2 separate regions of the Homo sapiens genome follow, and region 2 is linked to region 1. The links are chromatin loops, found by intact Hi-C in ENCODE. Cell type or tissue: IMR-90. All regions are shown on one strand. Each heading gives the region's core, and the rest is flanking DNA. Links, peaks and the distances in the headings are about the cores only.

Evidence for each region. Peaks named below come from ENCODE experiments on the same cell type or tissue, not always from the same donor. Only the 100,000 strongest peaks of a DNase experiment are listed, where the experiment ranks them.
Region 2: it touches region 1 in a loop (4-fold over the local background); 2 of 110 quality-filtered maps call a loop at or near these places.

Annotation. Positions count from the first base shown.
Region 1 is chrX:109,822,974-109,833,857 of GRCh38, forward strand. No RefSeq gene overlaps it. Among named protein-coding and RNA genes, the nearest start is that of ACSL4, 95 kb to the left of the region's middle. In IMR-90, for the core only: a CTCF peak has its summit at 4,559; DNase peaks (open chromatin) are centred at 4,258 and 4,598; H3K27ac peaks cover 1,044 bases; H3K27me3 peaks cover 30 bases.
Region 2 is chrX:109,769,247-109,780,130 of GRCh38, forward strand. No RefSeq gene overlaps it. Among named protein-coding and RNA genes, the nearest start is that of ACSL4, 41 kb to the left of the region's middle. In IMR-90, for the core only: no CTCF peak of the experiment used is centred there; a DNase peak (open chromatin) is centred at 5,615; H3K27ac peaks cover 186 bases.

The DNA of each region.
Region 1 (10,884 bases), core at 2,180-7,179:
TCTGGGTACTGCAGGATTGTTATTTAAGGCAGGTCCCATGAAAGAGCCATTGTATTTCAAAGCCCCACACCACCACCACTGCAGAGGGCCTGTTTATTTTACCGTAGGAAATAAATGATGTTCAGCAATTTCTTTACCTAGCTGTGAGATTAAAGCACAGTCCCTTGGGCTCCCAACCCACTTCGTGTGTACAGGAAGTGGCCCCCCCGCCCAAGTAGCTGACTCAGTTTTAGAACAATATATATCCTGCAGGAATACTTCCTGTCACAAAATTTCACTGAACCCCTGAAGAAATAAACAGCTTTGGTTCAGGTGAAAAAGAAAGACCCAGATAAAGCAATGAAAATACATCACTGGGCTAAAGGGAAGGCCTGGTGGGACTTTGCATTCAGGAATGGGAGAATAGATCAAAAGAGAAAGGCTAGGCATAGGGGAGAATGTGCGAACAGCCCTGAAATTGGGGATCTTCATGACATATTTGGGGGACACTAAGGTAAGCAGGTTGGTGGAAGCAAATGGTTTCTCTTGGGGAGAAATTGTAGACAGGTTTGGAAATTTAAAATATTCTTGGGGGAGAAAGGCAGACAGAAGGATTTAGCCCTTTTCCTATTTGCCTCGGTGCTTGTGGCTGCAGCGTTTTCCCTAAGAAAACTTTGCCAGGAAATCTATCACTTTTATTATTATTTTCACATTGCTCTAGTATATCAACTTTGGAAACAAAAGGCATCATTCTATTAATAGCATTCTGTTTTTAGTAGTGGTATTTCCATTTACAAAGTATAATAATTCTAAATCACCGAAAATGTCAAATCCCAGAAAACATAGCATTCCTACGTGTGATGTTAACATCATTCTCGAACAGTTGTTGGCCGAAGATTCACTTCATGAACCGAATTTTCTGAAATAGACGATTCTGATGATTCAGATGATTCTGGTATTAGTTCTGTTTAGAAATAACTCCAATAACAATTTTTATATTTTATTTTCTCATTGAAAATCAGTCTGATTTGCTTCAGCCTCAAAGAGCGTGTTTATGTAAAATTAAATGAGTGCTGGCAGTGAGCTGCACTTTTTTTTTTCTAAACAAGAAAAGGGTTAGATTTGAAACAGGAAGAAAGAGTGTGTTTTTGTCTCCTTTCCCTGGACCCTCTCCTTGCTCTGCTTAGCTCTCTTGCATCAGGTTTACAATGAATGTGGGAGATAGAGGAGGAGAGAACTCACCAGGAAAAAAGAAAGCATGGACTCCATTCATTATTCCTGTCCCTACAAAGCCCCACTCCACTGGAAGTCTTTCATTCCCCATATTCTAAGCTTGATGCATATCAGAGTGCCCCTCACTGAGTTTAGAGTGGGGTTTAGTGAGGCTATATGGCCACTCTCCAATTCCCACATATGCCCAGTCCCTGTTCTGGTTAAGGCCCTGGTTTTAACAGCAAGGCATGTGGCCAACTAAGATTATTACTGTCCCCTTTGAGGGAGATCAAAGGTGGCAGAACCCCTCAGGACAGGAAGATGAATGGGCATCAGAAAAGTCCTGCCTGCACCTTTAAGTAGGTACTTCTCCAAAATCTCCCAAAGCCCCTGCTAGAACATCTGGGACATGTAAATGGGGCACTTGAGCCCCTCGGAGCCTTCCATGACTATCTATCTACCCCTTCAATGTTGCCATCATGGCTTCACTTTAACTGAACTGACCTCCAAGCCAGGATATACAAAAGGCCAAAAGACAAATATAATTCTTAGTCAAAAAAACCCCTTTATTAGTATGGATAAGAAAATCCATTCAAACTCAGAGAGTTATTGTGAAAATTAAATATAACATACTGAAGAAAAAAATGTACTTCTTAGTCTCAAACTATGCCCAACTACCTTGTCCAGCCAAGCTTCCCAGATAAGCTTTCAACAAACCTCACAGATGGCAGCAACAATAGCCAGAGCAGCGCCGTCCCTGCAGAATCAGGCAATGGTTGTTTCTAGCACAATAAAAGCCATCTCCCCTCATTTGTTCCCACAGGTTGTTTGTGAAAACTGGAAGTCCCTCCCCTCCTTTCCAGCATAGTTGTCTGTATGCTGTTTGGACCCAGCCAAAGGTGTCTGGACCTCATATGCAGCAGCTGCTGCTGGGCCGGGGGTAGTCTTCACCCAGAAAGGCCCCATCCCCTCTACGCCTCCAACGTTGGGTGACTGTCCTCCAATAAGTCCACCATGGAGAAGTCTTCTTCTTCTTGGTTCCCTCATAATTTATTTTAGATTCTTTGCTGATAAGAAAGTGATATGTGGTCATGTAGAAATTTAGACAAAGTTCCACGAAAAAAGGGTCAAGAAGCAGAAAAACCCATCAGCCATGTATAATCCCATTGCCCAGTAGTAACCCATATTAACATAGTAAGGTGTCTTTCCTGGCCTTTATTGTTCCAAGTTTTCTTGACATGGTTGAGATCTTACTACCTGAAAATTGTAGCTACCATTTTATTGCCTGTTGTTTTTCTCCTTAAGCATTTTATCCACAAGCATTTTCCATGCCTTTAGGAGTCTTTGTTATCATAATTTAAATGGAGACATCATATTCCGTCTTATGCATGCACTGACATTTGTATAACTTTTTTTGGATAGTAATTCTTAATCTTTTATCATTCTGCACTAAATTTCATGGAAGAGTCTTGTACTGTGGTATTACATGTCCTAATAACCCCTGGGTCTTCGTTGTATGCAAAAGGTTACCTTCATTCATTTGCTGAAGTTGGCATAACCTGGCTCTAAAAAAATTTCCTGTCAACCCCATGTTTATTTATTTATTTATTTTAATTGAGATGGTCTCTCAGTCTGTCGCCCAGGCTGGAGCGCAGTGGCACGATCTCAGCTCACTGTAACCTCTGCCTCCTGGGTTCAAGTGATCCTCTTGCCTCAGCCTCCCAAGTAGCTGGGATTACAGGCGCATGCCACCACGCCTGGCTAATGTTTGTATTTTTAGTAGAGACGGGGTTTCACCATGTTGGCCAGGCTGGTGTCAAACTCCGGACCTCAAGTGATCTGCCCACCTCAGCCTCCCAAAGTGCTGGGATTACAGGCATGAGCCACCGCACCTGGCCTCTCAACCTCAGGTTTAAAGTTGGGGCACCTTTAGCTGCATGGCTTCTAAAGCCACCTACACGACAATGCCTACTGTAGTCCATTCCATGCTTCTAACATGCAGCTCTGTCCTCCATGGTATAAGATGACCAGCTCATCCCAGTTTGTGTAGGACTTCCCTGGTTTTAACACCAAAAGTCCTGTCTCCAAGGAACCACCTTAATCCTGGGTAGATTTGAATGATGACGGGACTGTCCTGCTTTAATTGCAGAAATTCTTGCATCCCCAGAAATCTTTCAGCCCCAACAGACAGAAATGGTTGGTCACTCTCCATAAGATTCCATGGCTGATAAGTGACTTATGGCATTCCTTCTGCCAGAGGCATTTACTTATTAATAAAGATGCTTTCTGAATCATGAAGTCAGCCAGGTGCGGTGGCTCATGCCTGTAATCCCAGCACTTTGGGAGACCGAGGCGGGTGGATCGCGAGGTCAGGAGATCAAGACCATCCTGGCCAACATGGTGAAAACCCGTCTCTACTAAAAACACAAAAAAAAATTCGTTGGGCGTGGTGGTGCATGCCTGTAATCCCAGCTACTCGGAGCCTGAGGCAGGAGAATTGCTTGAATCTGGGAGACGGAGGTTGCAGTGAGCCAAGATCGTGCCACTGCACTCCAGCCTGGTGACAGAGTGAGACTCTGTTAAAAAAAAAAAATCATGAAGTCTTCACAGTTTAAAGGAATGAATGCCTAATTGTGGGATTCCCAGACACTGGGACAAGTTGGCAGGAAAGCTATTTCTGGATTAATGGGTCAATCCCACCTTTCTCCCCACTGCCATACCCCTCTCACTTCTCATCGAATTGAATGTATGTTCTGCCATCCCAATTCTTTCTAGCAGACAATCTGCAGTGCTCTATTACAGTTATTGGGGGTCCTTATCCCCTAGGACATCAGTTCTCAAACTTAAGCTAACATCAGCTTCACTTGGAGGGGTGGCTAAAAACACAGGTTGCTTCACTCCACCCCCAGAGCTTTCATTCATGTGGTATGTGGTGGGGCCCAGGAATGTGCATTTCTAATGATTCACAGGTGGTGCTGCTGCTGCTGCTGGTCCTGTGACCATAGTGTGACCCATTGTGTAGAGGTTAGGAACACAAACTCTGTAGTCACTCTGCCTGGGTTAGAATCCTTTCTCTGGTACTAATCAGCTTCACAGTCTTAAGCTAGTTACTTGCCCTCTTGGGCTTCAGTTTCCCCATTGATAAAAGTGGAGGTAGTAATGGAACCTCTCTCCTAAGATTGTTGTGAGGCAATGAAACCGTGCCTAGACCATAGTAAGCTGCATGTTTATTATTATTACCCTCATGCTCAGGAGACTTGATCTGCTATTTTCCTTCTTTAGACTTAGAGCAAGCTGTAAACATTCAGGGCAGATGCACTCCTACAAGCATTCCTGTAATGCCTGACTACTGGGCAGAGGTTGCAGCTGCCCTGCATTCCCCTAGAGGCTGACTTGCCCTCTGGAGAAGTTTGGATGAGTCAACATTCAGTATCCTCTCTATCCTACCCTGCAGGCTCTTAGAGAGCTTCCAGAAGGTTTTCCAGGAGAATGCACATCAGTGTATACACAAAGCAGCCCAAAGTATTTGAATAACACATGGCCCTCTAAACACCATAGATAAAGCTTAGTTGTTGGAGAAGAAAGAGCTTAGTTGAAATAGACACATGTGGACTTTTTAGTTGAAATAGACACATGTCTGAGGAGAGATGAGTTTGTAGCAGGATGCAAACATACAGTATTATACACTCACACATTCAGCTTGTTTTATTATAATTACTACTTTTTTTAGAGACAGGGTCTTGCTATGTTGCCCAGGCCAGAGTTTAGTGGCTATTCCCAGGCACGATCATGGAGCACTACAGCCTTGAACTCCTGGTCTCAAGTAATCCTCCTGCCTCAGCCTTCTGAGTAACTGAGACTACAGGCACGTGCCACCATGCTCATCTTCAGCTTGTTGTTGTTGTTGTTGTTGTTGTTGTTGTTTGTTTGTTTCTTTTGATAAAGTCTCGCTCCGTCACCTGGCTGGAGTGTAGTGGCACTATCTCAGCTCACTGCAAACTCCAACTCCCTGGTTCAAGCAATTCTCCTGCCTCAGTGTCCCAAGTAGCTGGGATTACAGGCATGCGCCACCACGCCCAGCTAATTTTTGTATTTTTACTAGAGACGGGTTTTCACCATGTTGGCCAGGATGGTCTGTATCTCCTGACCTCATGATCCACCCACCTTGGCCTCCCAAAGTGCTAGGATTACAGGCGTGAGCTTCAGCTTGTTTTGTATTTTTTCTTTTCTGCATTTAGGAAGGTCATTTGGCTCATCTCCAGTAAAGGGCAACCTTCTGCGGATAAAAGGAATATCTCTTCTTCCCTCCAGGAAGCAGAGATAGGCAATTGAGTTTTGCCAATGCCAGGCAGCTTCCCTGACCTCCAGGTAAGAGAAACTTGTTTTCTGTTCCTACTGATTTAGGCTCCAGTTTTTTTGTTTTTTGTTTTTTTTGTTTTTTGTTTTGTTTTGTTTTGTTTTTTGAGGAGAGGGGAAGGAGCAGGAAAGGGAAGGGGAGAGACAAAGGGCTCCAGCTTTAATAAGCCATTAAGGCTCTTCCTGGTGAGCCCTAAGGGCTATTGCTAGTACTAGTGAAAGAGAGAAGTGGGCCAATGGGGACAGTGGCAAACCAGAGAGTACAAGGCTGGTTTAAAGGGGGCAAGCACCACTCAGAGGCAATGGATATTTGCCAACTGAGATTTGAGCCCCTGTTGTTAGACCTTAAAATCTAAAAAAGAAAAGAAAAGAGGCCAGGCATGGTGGCTCACGCCTGTAATCCCAGCACTTTGGGAGGCCAAAGTGGGTGTATCACGAGATCAGGAGATCAGGACCATCCTGGCTAACACGGTGAAACCCCGTCTCTACTAAAAATACAAAAAATTAGCCAGGTGTGGTGGCTGTCAGGCCTCTGAGCCCAAGCCAAGCCATCGCATCCCCTGTGACTTGCATGTATACATCCAGATGGCCTGAAGTAACTGAAGATCCACAAAAGAAGTAAAAAGAGCCTTAACTGATGACATTCCACCATTGTGATTTGTTTCTTCCCCACCCTAACTGATCAATGTACTTTGTAATCTCCCCCACCCTTAAGAAGGTACTTTGTAATCTCCCCCACCCTTAAGAAGGTTCTTTGTAATTCTCCCCACCCTTGAGAATGTACTTTGTGAGATCCACCCCTGCCCGCAAAACATTGCTCTTACCTTCACCGCCTATCCCAAAACCTATAAGAACTAATGATAATCCACCACCCTTTGCTGACTCTCTTTTCGGACTCAGCCCGCCTGCACCCAGGTGAAATAAACAGCCATGTTGCTCACACAAAGCCTGTTTGGTGGTCTCTTCACACCGACGCGCATGAAAGTGGCACGTGCCTGTAGTCCCAGCCACTCAGGAGGCTGAGGCAGGAGAATCGCTTGAAGCCAGGAGACGGAGGTTGCAGTGAGCCAAGATTTCGCCAGCACACTCCAGCCGACTGTCTCAAAAAAAAAAAAAAAAAAAAAAAAAGGAAAAAGAAAGAAGTCAAAATCCCAGCTTTTTTTTTAATAGGAAACCTCCTGATCTTTAAATGTTGTCAACCAACTGAAATTTTAAAAAAAACCATGTCAGTCAAACAAAATTTCCTCAGCACCTATTTGCTGCTGGTGTATGATTTCTGGATTGTTATGAGGGAAAAGAAGACACTAGGGCTTTTAGTGCCGATGGTAAATGAGGTTAGCAGCAGGCAGACAGGCAGGACAGACTAGGAGGTGGGGAAAAGCTGGGAGCCAGAGCCCCAAATGTGGTCCTTGAGTGGGAGTCATCCCTGCTCAGGAGGGGCTTGGTGAGTGGGAGTGGGCTCCAAAAGAGGCACGCTGAGAGAAGCAGCATTTGTAGTCATGAGCCGTGTTGGATCAGAATCCTTGCTGGCTAGCCACCCAGTCTTCAGTGGGTGAGAGTAACAACAACAACTAACATTTATTGGACACTTACATAGTGCCAGGTATTCTTCTGAAAGTTTTACATATATTACTTAATTTAATCATCACAATATCCCTGGGCGGGGGTGGGGGGGCAGGGGTTGATATTACCCTTATCTCCATGTAACTTCATCTCACTGGCACCCTATGCTTACCCCAGTTGACTTTACCAAGCAGGAGCTCTGACAAAGCATGCCACAAGCCAACTCACCACTGTGGGCAGAATGCACAGTTGGTGGCTAACATGAATTTCATGCAGCAACCCCACCCTGACACTAGGAAACCTGGGACTCCTGGCAGTGTTTCATAGAGGAGCTCCTGAACCTCTTCTTTGGAGCAAGGAACTGAGCATGTTAATATGCCAGAGTTGGGGCAGTGGAAGCAGCTATACTATTACAATTCGATCACCTGTCACCTTAGGAACCAATAGCCAGAACCCTGGGTGAGTGACCTACAGGACAGGTCAATTCGATGGGAGGGAGGGCAAGGGCTATCTATGCCCTGGAAAGCTACTTCATAAAAGACATATCAGAAAGGGATTTGGGGGGCTGGAGAAGAGCATGAAGATACTGGAGACACAGAGCATAGAGGAGTGGAAAGGTAGACAAGGAGGAAGCAAAGACAAAGTTGGCCTGCATATAACTTTTCTGAGGGTCAATCTTGTATAGAGGTTATTAGCCTGGCTGGGAAAGAACCACAGAAGGAAGTGGGGTTAGGAAATTCAATCAGTCCAAATGTTGGACTAGGGCCCCTGGTCTCTTTGAACATTTTTTTCCATTTCCTTGCATAACCATAGCCACAGAAGCAGAGGAGGAGATTGTGAATCTGGCCTAAGGTCTTGGTTTATCATTATCTAAATATATATTTAACAAAAACCAAACAGGGCTTTTTAAAGCTCTGAGTCATGTTGTTTCTGCTATTTTTTTTTTTTTAGGGAAATGAGCTTGTTGCTTCATCAAATGATGGGTTATTTATTGATGGAAAAAACTAACCAGGAGGACCGTTTCCCCATACTGTTTAGTAACTTTACACATACTCGGAAGTCTTATTTACATATCAGCTGAGGACTAGCAGTTACTAAATAACAGGAAATTCCGAAAATGTTTTAGTAACTGTAAGGTATCAAGGCTTTTCAGGTAGAGATGGCTTCATGTCCAATTTGTAATAGTAAAGCTGAAGTTGATGGAGTTTCCTCTCTCAACTACTGAATATGAATACTTGGTACCCACTAGTTAGTTGGTCATTCAACAACATTTACTGGGCACTCACTGTTGCCCTCACTGTGCCTAATAACAACAGCGACTATTTATGGAGAACTTATCATCTGCCAGACACTGGGTTAAGTAAATTATATCATTTAATCCTGATAACCTTCATACTTGGATAGAATTACTACCTTCATTTTACAGATAAGGAAACGGGAGTTGGAGACATTAAGTAACTTGCTCGGGGTCAGAGTTCAAGCCAGGTCTCTCTGCTTTCAAAACCTGTGTCCTAAACTATAATAACAACAACCACGACAATGACAACTGACTTTTATTAGATGCTCAATGTGTGCCAAACAAACGCATAGTGTTGTGTATGCATCGTCTCATTTCATCCTTATAATGACTCTATGAGTTCATCACTATTAGTATTATTAGCCCTATTTTGCATATGAGGAAAATGAGACTCCAAAAGGTAAAGTAATCTGCCCAGGGACACACAGGTGGTAAATGAAAGAACTGCAATTCAAAATAGCTCCATCTGACACCAGAGGCCAACTCAAAGGGTTACCTACTCCAGGAAGCTTTCTGTAAACCCTCTAAACTGTTTTAGGTGTCCATGCACAAGGTTCACATTGCACCTTGCCTCCTCTATCAAACATGTTATTAACATTACAAGGGGATTTCAAAACGTGAAAAATGGAATTAAAGATAAAAGTAAAAAAAATATAAACTTTATTTCTCAACATGAGTTCCATCAAGGTGAAGACATTTTTGTAAGCTATAATACCAGTCACTTCATCCATCCCTAAATAATTGACGGTCCTGGGAATTTAACTATGTTATGCAATATTTTTCACATTATTAACTGAAGAAAATTGGTGCCCTCTAAAGATTTTTTAATATTAGGACCCAAAGAAAAGTCAGAAGGAGCCAAATAAGGACTTTAAGAAGGATGCCTAATGATTTCTCATCAAAACTCTCACAAAATTGCCCTTGTTTTATAAGAGGAATGGGGAGGAGCATTGTTGTGATAGAGAAGGACTTTGGTGAAGCTTTCCCTGGTATTTTTCTGCTAAAGCTTTGGCTAACTTTCTCAAAACACTTTCATAATATGAAGATGTTATCATCCTTTGGCCCTCCAGAAAGTCAACAAGCAAATGCCTTGAGCATCCTCCAAAACCTGTTGCCATAACCTTTGCTCTTGACTTGACCACTTCTTGGTAACTATTGCTTTGATTGTGCTTTGTCTTCAGGATCATGCATGTTCCATTTCTGGTTACAATTCTTTGAAGACATGCATCAGGATCTTGATCCCACTCGTTTAAAATTTCTGTTGAAAGTTCTACTCATGTCTGCAGCTGATTTGCATGCAATGGTTTTGGGACCTATGGAGTGGAAAGTTTGCTCAACTTTAATTTTACAGTCAGAATTGTGTTAGCTGAACCAACTGAGATGTCTATGGTGTGGGGATTGTTTCTGCTGTTAATTGTCAGTTCTCTTCAATTAGGACATGAACAAGCTGAATTTTTCCTTTTCAAGTTGATGTGGATGGTTTGCCACTGTGGACTTCATCTTCAACATCTTCTTATCCCTTCTTAAAATGAGTTGTCCATTTGGAAACTATTGATTTCTTTGGAACATTGTCCCCATAAACTTTTCATGAAACATCAATGATTTCACCATTCGTCCACCCAAACTTCACCATAAATTTCATGTTTGTTCTTGCTTCACTTTTAGCAGAATACCCATCCCGTTGCTCTGATAGGGGCTCTTTTCAAACCGATGTCTTATTCTTCTTAGTGCCTCACACTAGATCCCATTCAGACACATTATAACAAGTTAGCACAAATTTATTTTGATGCAAAACAAATGAAATCCATGTGTGGTTTTTTCATAATACACATTTTCCATGAAATTTTTGAAGTCCCCTTGTATTATTGCTACTAGTATTGTCATTATTTGAGTGTTCGTGCAAACACTATATATATATTAGCTCTAGTCCTCACAAAAGTATGCAAAAACACATTATTAGCCTTGTTATCTGGGAAACAGGTTCAGAGAAGTTAAATAACTTACCCAAAATGACACCGCTAGTAGAGATTGTGCTGGGATTCAAATATGAGTCTGTCAGTCTCCATCGAATCAAAGCTCATACGTTTCACACCAAACACTGTCTTCCTTCATTTTGTATTGAAATTATGTTTATGTATCCAAGCGGACCTAATAGGCATCTACAGAACTCTCCACCCCAAATCAACAGAATACACATTCTTTTCAGCACCACACCACACCTACTCCAAAACTGACCACATAGTTGGAAGTAAAGCACTCCTCAGCAAATGTAAAAGAACAGAAATTATAACAAACTGTCTCTCAGACCACAGTGCAATCAAACTCGAACTCAGGATTAAGAAACTCACTCAAAACCGCTCAACTACATGGAAACTGAACAACCTGCTCCTGAATGACTACTGGGTACATAACAAAATGAAGGCAGAAATAAAGATGTTCTTTCAAATCAACGAGAACAAAGACACAACATACCAGAA
Region 2 (10,884 bases), core at 2,756-7,755, 53 kb before region 1:
ATGGTGAAACCCCGTCTCTACTAAAAATACAAAAAATTAGCCAGGCGTGGTGGCGGGTGCCTGTAGTCCCAACTACTCGGGAGGCTGAGGCAGGAGAATGGCATGAACCCAGGAAGCGGAGGTTGCAGTGAGCAGAGATCACGCCACTGCACTCCAGCCTGGGCGACAGAGAGAGACTCCATCTCAAAAAAAAAAAAAAAGATGGTATGGCATTGGTAAAAGAAAGACAAATAGATTAATTGAATAGAATAGACTAAAGAGCATAGAAATAGATTCACATAAACATAGTCAACTGATCTTTCACAAAGGAGCAAGGACAATACAATTGAGCAAAGAAAGTATTTTCAACAAACGGTGCTGCAGCTGGGCATGGTGGCTCACATCTGTAATCCCAGCACTATGGCAGGGAGGATTGCTTGAGCCCAGGAGTTTGAGATGAGTCTGGGCAATAGAGCACGACCCCATCTTTAAAAACAAAAACAAGAAAAAAAATGGTACTTGAACAACTGAACATCCACATGCAAAAAACAGAATCTAGACACGACTTACACTTTTCACAAAGATTAGCACAAAATGAATCATAGAGCTAAATGTTAGATGCAAAAGTGTAAAACTCCTAGAAGGTAACATAGGAGAAAATCAAGATGACCTTGGGTATGGTGATGACTTTTTAGATATAACACCAAAGGCACAGTCCACAAAAGAAATAATTGATAGATGGGATTTCATTAAAATAAAAAACACACGCTCCTCAAAAGATACTGTTAAGAGAATGACAAGACACAACACAGGCTAGGAGAAAATATTTGGAAAAAACATATCTGATTTAAAAATTGTTATCCAAAATTTGCAAATAACTGTCAAAACAGAACAATAAGAAAACAAACAATTCAATTGAAAAATGGGCAAAAGACCTGAACAGACACCTAGTCAAAGAAGATATACAGATGGCAAATAAGCGTGTGAAAAGATGTTCCACATCTTATATCATTAGGGAAATACAAATTAAAACAATAATGAGATACCACTACACTCCTATTGGAATCCCCAGAATCCAGAACACTGACAACATTAAATGCTGGTGAGGATGTGGAGCAACAGGAACTCTCAATCATTGCTGATGGAAATGCAAATTTGTACAGCCATTTTGGAAGACAATCTGGTGATTTCTTACAAAACTAAACATATTCTTACCATAAAATCCAGCACTTGTGCTCTTTGACTTTTACCCAAATGATCGAAAACTTCTCTCCACATAAAACCTGCACATGGATGTTTATAGCAGCTTTATTCACAATTGCTAAAACTTGAAAGCAACCAAGATGTCCTTCAGTAGGTGAATGGATAAATGAATTGTGGCAAATCTAGACAATGAAATGTTATTTGACTCTAAAAACTAATGAGCTATCAAGCCATGAAAAGGCATGGAGGAAACTTAAATGCATATTGCTAAGTGAAAGAAGCCAATCTGAAAAGGTTACATTCTGTGTGATTTCAACTATATGACATTTTGGAAAACAAAAAAATATATATGGACATGGTAAAAAGACCAATAGTTGCCAGGGGATAGTGAGGAGGAAGGAAAGAATAGGCAGAGCAGAGAGAATTTTTAGGCAGTGAGGCTATTCTGTATGCTATGCTAATGGTGGGTACATGTCATTATACCTTTGTCCAAACTCACAGAATGTACAAAACCAACAGTGAACCTTAATGTAAACTACGGACCTTGGGTGATAATGATGTGTCAGCATAGCTTTATCAATTGTAACGAATGTACCACTCTGGCTCATGATGTTGATAGTGGGAGGCTGGGGTTGGGGGTGGTCAGGGGGTATATGGAAACTCTCTGTACTTTCCTGCTTAATTTTTCTGAGAACCTAAAATTGCCCTAAACAATAAAATCTATTTAAAATAGAAAAAAATAATGCCAGATGTGGTGGCTCATGCCTGTAATCTCTGCACTTTGGGAGGCTGAAGTAGGAGAATTGCTTGAGCCCAGGAGTTTAAGCCTAGCCCAGACAACATAATGAGACCCCATCTCCACAAAAAAATATTAGCCAGGTGTGGTGGCATGCGCCTGTGGTCCCAGATACTCGGGAGGCTGAGATGGGAGGATTGCTCGAGCCTGGGAGGTCCAGGCTGCATTGAGCCATGATTGAGCCACTGCACTCCAGCCTGGGAGACAGAACAAAACTCCCAAAAAGAAAAAAACCAAAATGGAAAAACAAAACACAATGGAAAAATGTTAAAATTTATATTATTCTAGTGGCACTATAAGGTGACATTCGTTTCAGAGATTCACATCAGAAATTCCAGTTGCAAAACTCTATTTATTCTTCTCTTTAAACTGGTATTTAAATTTATGGGAGCCATGACTACATCTATTTTTCTATCATCGTAGAACATACTGTTATAAAATGTACGCAACTATTTGAACTTGGGCATGGATATGGAATCCAGTCAGTGGTTTAAAGAAGGTGAGAAAATAGCTGGGTGCGATGGCTCACGCCTGTAATCCCAGCACTTTGGGAGGCCCAGGTGGGAGGATCACTTGAGGTCAGGAGTTCGAGACCAGCTTGGCCAACATGGCAAAAACCCATCTCTACTAAAAATACAAAAAATTAGCTAGTTGTGGTGGCGGGCACCTGTAATCCCAGCAACTTGGGAGGCTGAGGCAGGAGAATCACTTGAACCCAGGAGGTGGAGTTGCAGTGAGCCGAGATCACACCACTGCTCTCCAGCCTGCATGACAGAGTGAGACTCTGTCAAAAAAAAAAAAAGGAAGGAAGGAAGGAAGGAGGGAAGGAAGGAAGAAAGGAAAGAAGGAAGGAAAGAAAAAGAAGTTGAGAAAACTGAAAATGTTTACTACTTTGCTCCCAGAGAAAAAAATTACTGACCTAATGTCCTTAAACATATTCAGTCATTCATGCAACGCATATCTGTTAAAGAGTGTACTATGTGCAGGCTGGGCGAGGTGGCTCACACCTGTAATTCCAGCAGTTTGGGAGGCCAAGGTGGGTAGGTAACCTGAGCTCAGGAGTTTGAGACCAGCCTGGCCAACATGGCAAAACCCCGTCTCTACTAAAAATACAAACATTAGCCAGGTAAGGTGGCAGGTGCCTGTAATCCCAGCTACTCGGGAGGCTGAGGCAGGAGAATTGCTTAAACCCAGGAGGTGGAGGTTGCAGTGAGCCAAGATTGTGCCACTGCACTCAAGACTGGGCGACAGAGTGAGACTCCATCTCAAAAAAAAAGAGTGTACTATGTGCTGAGCACTGTGGTAAGCACTAGGAATACCATGGTGAGTTCTTGCTCTCAAGGAACTCGCAATTTAGTGACAGATGATAATCAAATAATCAGGAACTGGGATGCTAGTCTCTGAGGTCAGCTGCTCCTTGGCATACCCTTGGAAGGTCAGCCCTTCTGAAGGAAGGTGGACTGTCCGAAGTCAAGAAGCCCTCAGTGGTAGGCAGGCTGGAGGGGCAGCAAGGAGTCCTCATAACAGAGGAACCCCATTGCTCTGTTCTTTAGATGTTTCCAGAGAGTAAGCCCAAAGCTACGTAGAAAGAACGGCTTCAAGCTGAGCATTGTGGTTCATGCCTGTAATTCCAGTGATTTGGGAGGCTAAGGCGGGAGGATCATTTGAGGCCCGGAGTTTGAGACCTGCCTGAGCAACATAAGGAGACCTCTACAAAAAAAAAAAAAAAGGGCGGGGTGTGGTGGTGTGCACCTATGGTTCCAGCTACTCAGGAGGCTGAGGTAGGAGGATCACTTGAGCCCAGGAGTAAGAGGCTGCAGTGAGCCATGTCTCAGTGAGCCATGCTTGCACCACTGCATTCCAGTGTGAGCAACAGAGCAAGACCCTGACTATATAAAATAGGAGGTAGGGGTGGGGGTGGGAGGTGGTTGCTAAGGAATCAGTGTTGTGGCCCCTGACAAGGAAGAGGGCTAGGGCACTTTCCATGCAGGCTGCCACTCCCTGGTGTTGATCAATAAATATTTTTTTCATGAAAAAACATAATCAAGTAATCACACTCAAAAATGTAAAAAGCAACTGTGACAAGTGCTCCAAGGGCATAGCACACAGTGCTATGATACTTTATAACAGCTGGATTGACCTAGTGAGGGGGACCAAAGAAGGCTACCCTGAAGAGATTGCTCAAAATGTGATCTGAAGCATGAATAAATGTTAGGTGAGAAAAAAAGGAGAAAGGGTTCCATCTGAAAATAAAGAAAACTCAAAATATGCAAAGTCCCCATATCAGGAGGAAGCATGGTGACATGAATAACTTAGAGATAAATGTAGCTGTGGTGTGGACAGTAATGGGGTTTCGGGTGACGTTGGAAACTAAACATGTGCCAGATCACACAGGGCCTTGTAGGCCACATTAAGGAGTTTTGTGTTTTACTGTAAGGGTGGTGGGAAGCCATAAAGGTTTTAAGTATGAGGATGATAAAACATTCCTTACAAAAAGACCATTCTAACTATAATCAGAATAGATTGGAGGGGAGCCAGAGTAGATATGTGTAGATATTAGGAAATGCTGCAGTACTCCAGGTGAGAGGTGATGGTACAATAGTGATAATGGAGACAGAAAGAAGTGGATAGATTCTGAATTTTGTTAGAAAGTAGAATAAGCAGAATTTGGCAAAACACAAGTGTCAAGTTGAGGGGAGGGACAGGAGGTATCAAAAGACTCCTAAGCGCAACGAGATAGAATGGTAGGGTAAGCCACTAAGATAAGGAAGGCTGGAAGAGTACCAGGTTTGGGGAGTGAGATCAGTTTGAGGGGGCTTTAAGACATCCTACAGGAGAGATCAAGTAGGCGGTTGGATATACAGTCCTAAAGGTCAGAGGAGCAGTCCGAGATGGAAATATAGATTGGGCTCATCTGTATGTCAGTGGTAGTTATGCTGTGGTTATGGGTGAGCTTGCCAGGGAGACAGTATAGAGTGAGATGGGAGAGAACTGAGGACTGGGCCTTAGGAAAAGCCACCATTTGTCATGGGAAAGAAGTTGCAACAATACATGGGTTATTTCTCTACTTCTGGAATTCAGAAACCCTGAATTTTTCTTTTGTTTTTTGGCTTGGCCACTCAATTATTTGGCACCATCCCCAAAAACAACTCTCCTCTGTTTAAATCAGCATTCCAGTTGTGGAAGGGAACTGTGTCATTTTTGAGGAGTACTTTAGCTTTTTACCAAATATCATTAGGAAGATGATCATAAATACACTGTAAATTGAGCATACGGCAACAAAGGTTTAACTTGTTAGAATATTGAGCAAAACAAGTAGGACTCACCGTGACTGCTGTACCCTTCTAGAGTGGTGGGAAGAGGGATGGCCCCTCGACTATTATGGTCTTCAAGATGGTTGTGGTCCTACATGCTTAGCTATTCTCTAAGAATACAGCTATGCTTTCTAAGTATAAAGGCTGTTCTGGAAGAAAGAGCGAGAAAGGAAAAGAAAAAAGCAAGGGCTTCCCCTCCACCTTTGTTCGCTTCATTCTGTAGTGCATACTTTTATGCCCTTGGGAAGTGGAAGGGAGGAATGAGCTAATAATTTGGTTGATTCAACCTTCTGACCTCTGAGTCAAAAAATTACCCAATAGTCCTTTTAGCAGGCGATGAGGGGGTAATGCATTCAGAGTCAGGAGTCTGTGCCTCTGATAATGATTCATATGCTGAGTGACCTTCGGGTAAGCCATGCAAACTCCCTCCGTTTCAATATCAGTAATACCAACTGTCCCCCCTATCTCTTGGGGTTGTTATGAGAGTGTGATGAGATCACAGATCTGAAAGCATTTTTTAAATGTCAGACATTATCATACCAAAAAGGAAGCCGTCCACCAAGAGCTGGTCTGTCTTGATATAACTTTGTTACACAATTGATGTATTAATTCCTGTTCTATTTTTCTAGCTAGCTGCTTCTACCACTACAAAGTTAGTATCAAAATGTCTAAATAAGCAGTTGTATTAATCAATGTTCCAGTTTACAAATGGAAACTCTGCAACAAAAAATGTAAAAACCTAGATTACTTTTTATCATAATGTGAATTCAAAGGTCTTGACTTAGCCCACTGGGCCCTACGTTATCTAGTTCCCAACTATGTTTTTGACCTCATCCTTGACTTTCCCTCACTCTGCTTTAGCCTTTTTGGACTTCTCGCTGTTCCTTGAATAACCCAAGCACTGTCTTATACAAAGGCCTTTGTATTGCTGCTATTCACTCAGAATGCGATCAATCCCTCCTGACATCCTTCATTTCATTTGAGTCTCAACGGCCTAAGATATGATGCAGAGGCCTTCTCTAACTACCCTATTTAACTACCCTAAATACTCCTATCTAAAGTAGCACATACCCCTATCACTTGCCACCCATGTGTCTGTTTCCCTCCTCTTAGGTTTGCTTTATTATTTTGCATAGCACTAATCACCACTTGACACCCAATATTTGTTTTTCAGTTTTCCTCCCAATAAGAGTGTAAGTTTTATAAGAACAGGATATTTTTGTTTGGTTTGTTCCTCTGCTGTATACTTAGCACTTATAATATAGGCTGGCACATAGTAGGCATATGATAAATAGCTGTTGAATAAAAGAACAAAGGAACATAAGTATACTACTGAACTAGCCAGAGCTCATAAGAAAAATGAAAAAAAATAGAAAGAAAAAAATAGAGCTAAGCAATTGTTGTGGGTGTAGTTGTGATAGAACTGTTCTGATGAAGTCTGTTAAATCACATCAGAAAACTGAATAAAATAGGTCAGATTTTGCAGTCACATTTCATTTCATGAAATGTATTATTCTTTTTAAACTCTATGGAGTATAACTTATTGATTTATTTTTATAGTTAATTAATTACTGCCTGCTTCTATCTTCTTTTGTTTACAAGGAATAAATAGTTAAAATATTCAGATATTTCTACTACTTCTTCCAGGCTCAGAGGGAGCCAGATCCCTAAGTACTATAACCAATACCTGGAACTATGTCCTCATTCATTGGCAATGACCTAGGATGAGACAAAACTCCTAGTAGAGATGTCTTTGTCTTCATCCTCTTCCTCCTTGACATCATCACACTTTTAACAACAAAAAAGACATTTGTTGATTGATTTTTTGTGTGTGTATCTGGCACTCTGGCAAGCATTGAGATTTTAATAACCTTTCTATATCTTACCCCCAACCGCAAAACTTTAAGTGGTCTCACTTGGAAACAATGGCACATAAACTGTCTTTGTATTTAGAAATCAGAAATAAGATGGCACTTTTGAAGTAAAGGCTTCATGCAAACAGGATAGTGGAATGGTTAAGAGCATAGGTCTTGTCTGGAGTCAGAGGTCAGAGCGCTCAAATCAAATTCCTGCTCAGGAACTTCCACAAGCTGTGTGACACTGGCATGCTGTACAACCTCTCTGTTCCTTACTGTCTTCATGTGTAAAGCAATAATAATAAATGTATACCACAGAGGAGTTTTGAGGAATAAACGAGGTAATTCATGTAAGGTGCTTAGAACTGAACCTGGTAAATTGAAAATGCTCAATAAGTATTAGCTATTATTGCACAAGGGACTCAAAGTTTGCAGAGTCTAAAAAAGGCAACTCTGGCTGCAAATCAAAGAACATCTTCTTATGTGAAAAAGGTGGAAAGACTAACAGTTACTCAATATCATTTGTGTCAAGCCCTCATACACAGTGATCATTTTAAGTTTATAACTAGGAAGTCCAGAAACATACTGGAAACACAGATACAAGGCTTTCAAAAAACCCATACATTTTCGTAAATCAGGAGTTGGCAAACTTTTTCTATAAAAGACCCTATGGGAGATATTTTAGACTTTACAGACCAGACAATGTCTGTTGTGACTACTCAACTCTGCTGCCATGGGGCGAAAACACTCATCAGCAATGTGTAAATGAATGGGCATAGCTAATAAAACTTTATTTACAAAAACAGGCAGTGGGCTGGCCCGTGGGTCATTATTTGCCCACCTCTGCTCCAAATAATGATCCTAGTCTATCAGGGTTCTAAAGGCCACTTACGCTGAGTAACCACAGAAAGCAAATACATTAGGGAGGAGAATATAAGGAATGAGGACAATTCAATAAATGTAAGAATAAACAATGGGTCATTTAATACCTTTCCTCTCCTATCCCAAATAGTAGTAGATGCCTTAGATGACAAGGGAACGGTGAACTTCGTTTATTCTCTCCTTCATTTAACACATAATTGTGAAGCACTTATGCCCCAGGCATTGTGCTGTGATCTATGATGCAGAGTGAAAACAGATCTAGTCCCTGCCTTCACGTAACTTACAATCTAATCAGATAGGGATACGGATAAACATCAGCCAAATAATCACACGAACAAACTTAAACCTGTACCTATGCTAGATCCTACGAAAGCTTATAAGAGGAGGATGGCTCTAGTTATGGAGCTCATGGTTGTCTTCCCTGAGAAACGTGAACCTAAAACTTGACCTGAGATCTGACAAGTGAGTTGCTTTATTAGGCAATAGAATAACTATTCGGAGCAAAGGGAACAGCATACGTTCTTTTAGAATAGAAAGGATGGTGCATGCAAGGGATGAAAATAAGATCACTATGATTGGAGTCCAGAGATCCAGACAGAGCATGGTGAGATGGAGCTGGAAAGATAGGCACAGGTCAGACTATAAAGGACCATGGCAGCAATCAATGCTTTATTTATTCAGCAAATATTTACTGAACACTACTCTACATCAGGCTCTGTGGATACTGTGGTGAATGAGAAAAGCAGACATTAAACAAATAAACACTCAAATCTTTAATTACGAAGTTCTGCCTTTAGAAGTTCTATGTCCTGGCTGGGCGCAGTGGCTCATGCCTGTAATCCCAACACTTTGGGAGGCTGAGGCAGGCAGATCACGAGGTCAGGAGATCGAGACCATCCTTGCTAACAAGGTGAAACCATGTCTCTATTAAAAATACAAAAAATTAGCCAGGTGTGGTGGCAGGCGCCTGTAGTCCCAGCTACTCGGGAGTCTGAGGCAGGAGAATCACTTGAACCCGGGAGGCAGAGGTTGCAGTGAGCCGAGATCGCACCACTGCACACCAGCCGGGTGACAGAGCAAGACTCCATTAAAAAAAAAAAAAAAAAGTTTTATGTCCCAAAACTCTGTCCAGTGGCTTGATTTGTTTTTTAAAAAATTACCTGGCCTGTTTCCACAATGCAGTCCCAATTTAACAAGGTGCCCACGTTAGAACCACATTCAGGCCAGGCACAGTGGCTCATGCCTGTAATCCCAGCACTTTGGGAGGCCGAGGCGGGTGGATCACTTGAGGTCAGGAGTTCGATACCAGCCTGGCCAACATGGTGAAACCCCATCTCTATTAATAATACAAAAATTATCCAGGTGTGGTGGCGCACACCTGTAATCCCAGCTACTGGGGGTGCTGAGGCAGAAGAATCACTTGAACCCGGGAGGTGGAGGTTGCAGTGAGCTGAGATCACACCCTTCCACTCCAACCTGGGCGACAACAGTGAAACTCTGTCTCAAAAACAAACAAACAAACAAAAACAAAACAACAACAACAAAACTACATTCAAATGTATTACTCTATCAATATCATTTTGGCAATCATGAGTGGATTTGATATAAGATCCCCAGTACTCAGCCTGTGAAACACCATGCCAAATTATTATTATTATTATTATTATTGAGACTGGATGTTGCTGTGTCACCCAGGCCGGAGGGCAATGGCACAATCACAGCTCATTGCAGCCTCAGTGAACCTCACTTGAGGGATCAAGTGATTCTCCCACCTCAGTCTCACAAGTAGCTGGGACTACAGGTATGTGCCACCATGCCTGGCTAATTTTTTTCTATTTTTGGTAGAGACAGTGTCTCACTTTGTTGCCCAGGCTGGTCTCGAACTCCTAGGCTCAAACAATGCTGCTGCCTTGGCTTCCCAAAGTGCTGGGATTACAGGTGTGGGCCACCACGTTCAACACAACTCCAGATTAATAATGAGCACTGATAGTTTCTTTTTTGGGATGCGGGCTTCCAGACAGATGTGGCCTTTCATGCTGTCCATAGTGACAAGTCTTTATAACTTGCTATTGAGGATGGTATCATGGACAGGACTGTGACAATAAACCAGATCTGAGTATCTGACATACTAATTCAATTGTTTAAATCTGAGGTGTTTTCTTTTATTTTGCTATCTGCTTTTTAAACATATTTATTCCTGTGGTGAAGTGTGTAGATATAGTCTAGCTTATATTATAAACTCTTAAAAGGGGCAGAAAACTCTTCTGGGGAATTGCAAGATTAACAAATGCTTTTCCATGTTGATTATGAAAATCTAACAAGACTTTTAAACAGTTTCAAAGTGATTTCATTACAATGATACTATTTCACTCTTAACTCCATGGTCTATTTTTTCTTTCAAAGAAGAAAATTAAAATGTCATAGGATGGGCCGGGTGCAGTGGCTCACGCCTGTAATCCCAGCACTTTGGTAGGCCAAGGCAGGCGGATCGCCTGAGGTCAGGAGTTTGAAACAAGCCTGGCCAACATGGTGAAACCCCGTCTCTACTAAAAATACAAAAATTAGCTGGGCGTGGTGGCAGGCGCCTGTAATCCCAGCTACTCGGGAGGTTGAGGCGAGACAGTCGCTCGAATCTGGGAGGCGGAGGTTGCAGTGAGCCGAGATCGTGCCATTGAACTCCAGCCTAGGCAACAAAAGTGAAACTCCATCTAAAAAAAAAAAAAAAAAGGCCATAGGATGATTTGCTTTATGTGAACCTGGGCTGATTGCTATCCAGTACTTGATGCTAGTCTCTATGGGTAAATGAATTACATGATGATCTCCACTGCGGCAGTTCTGGTTCTCGACATGTTGT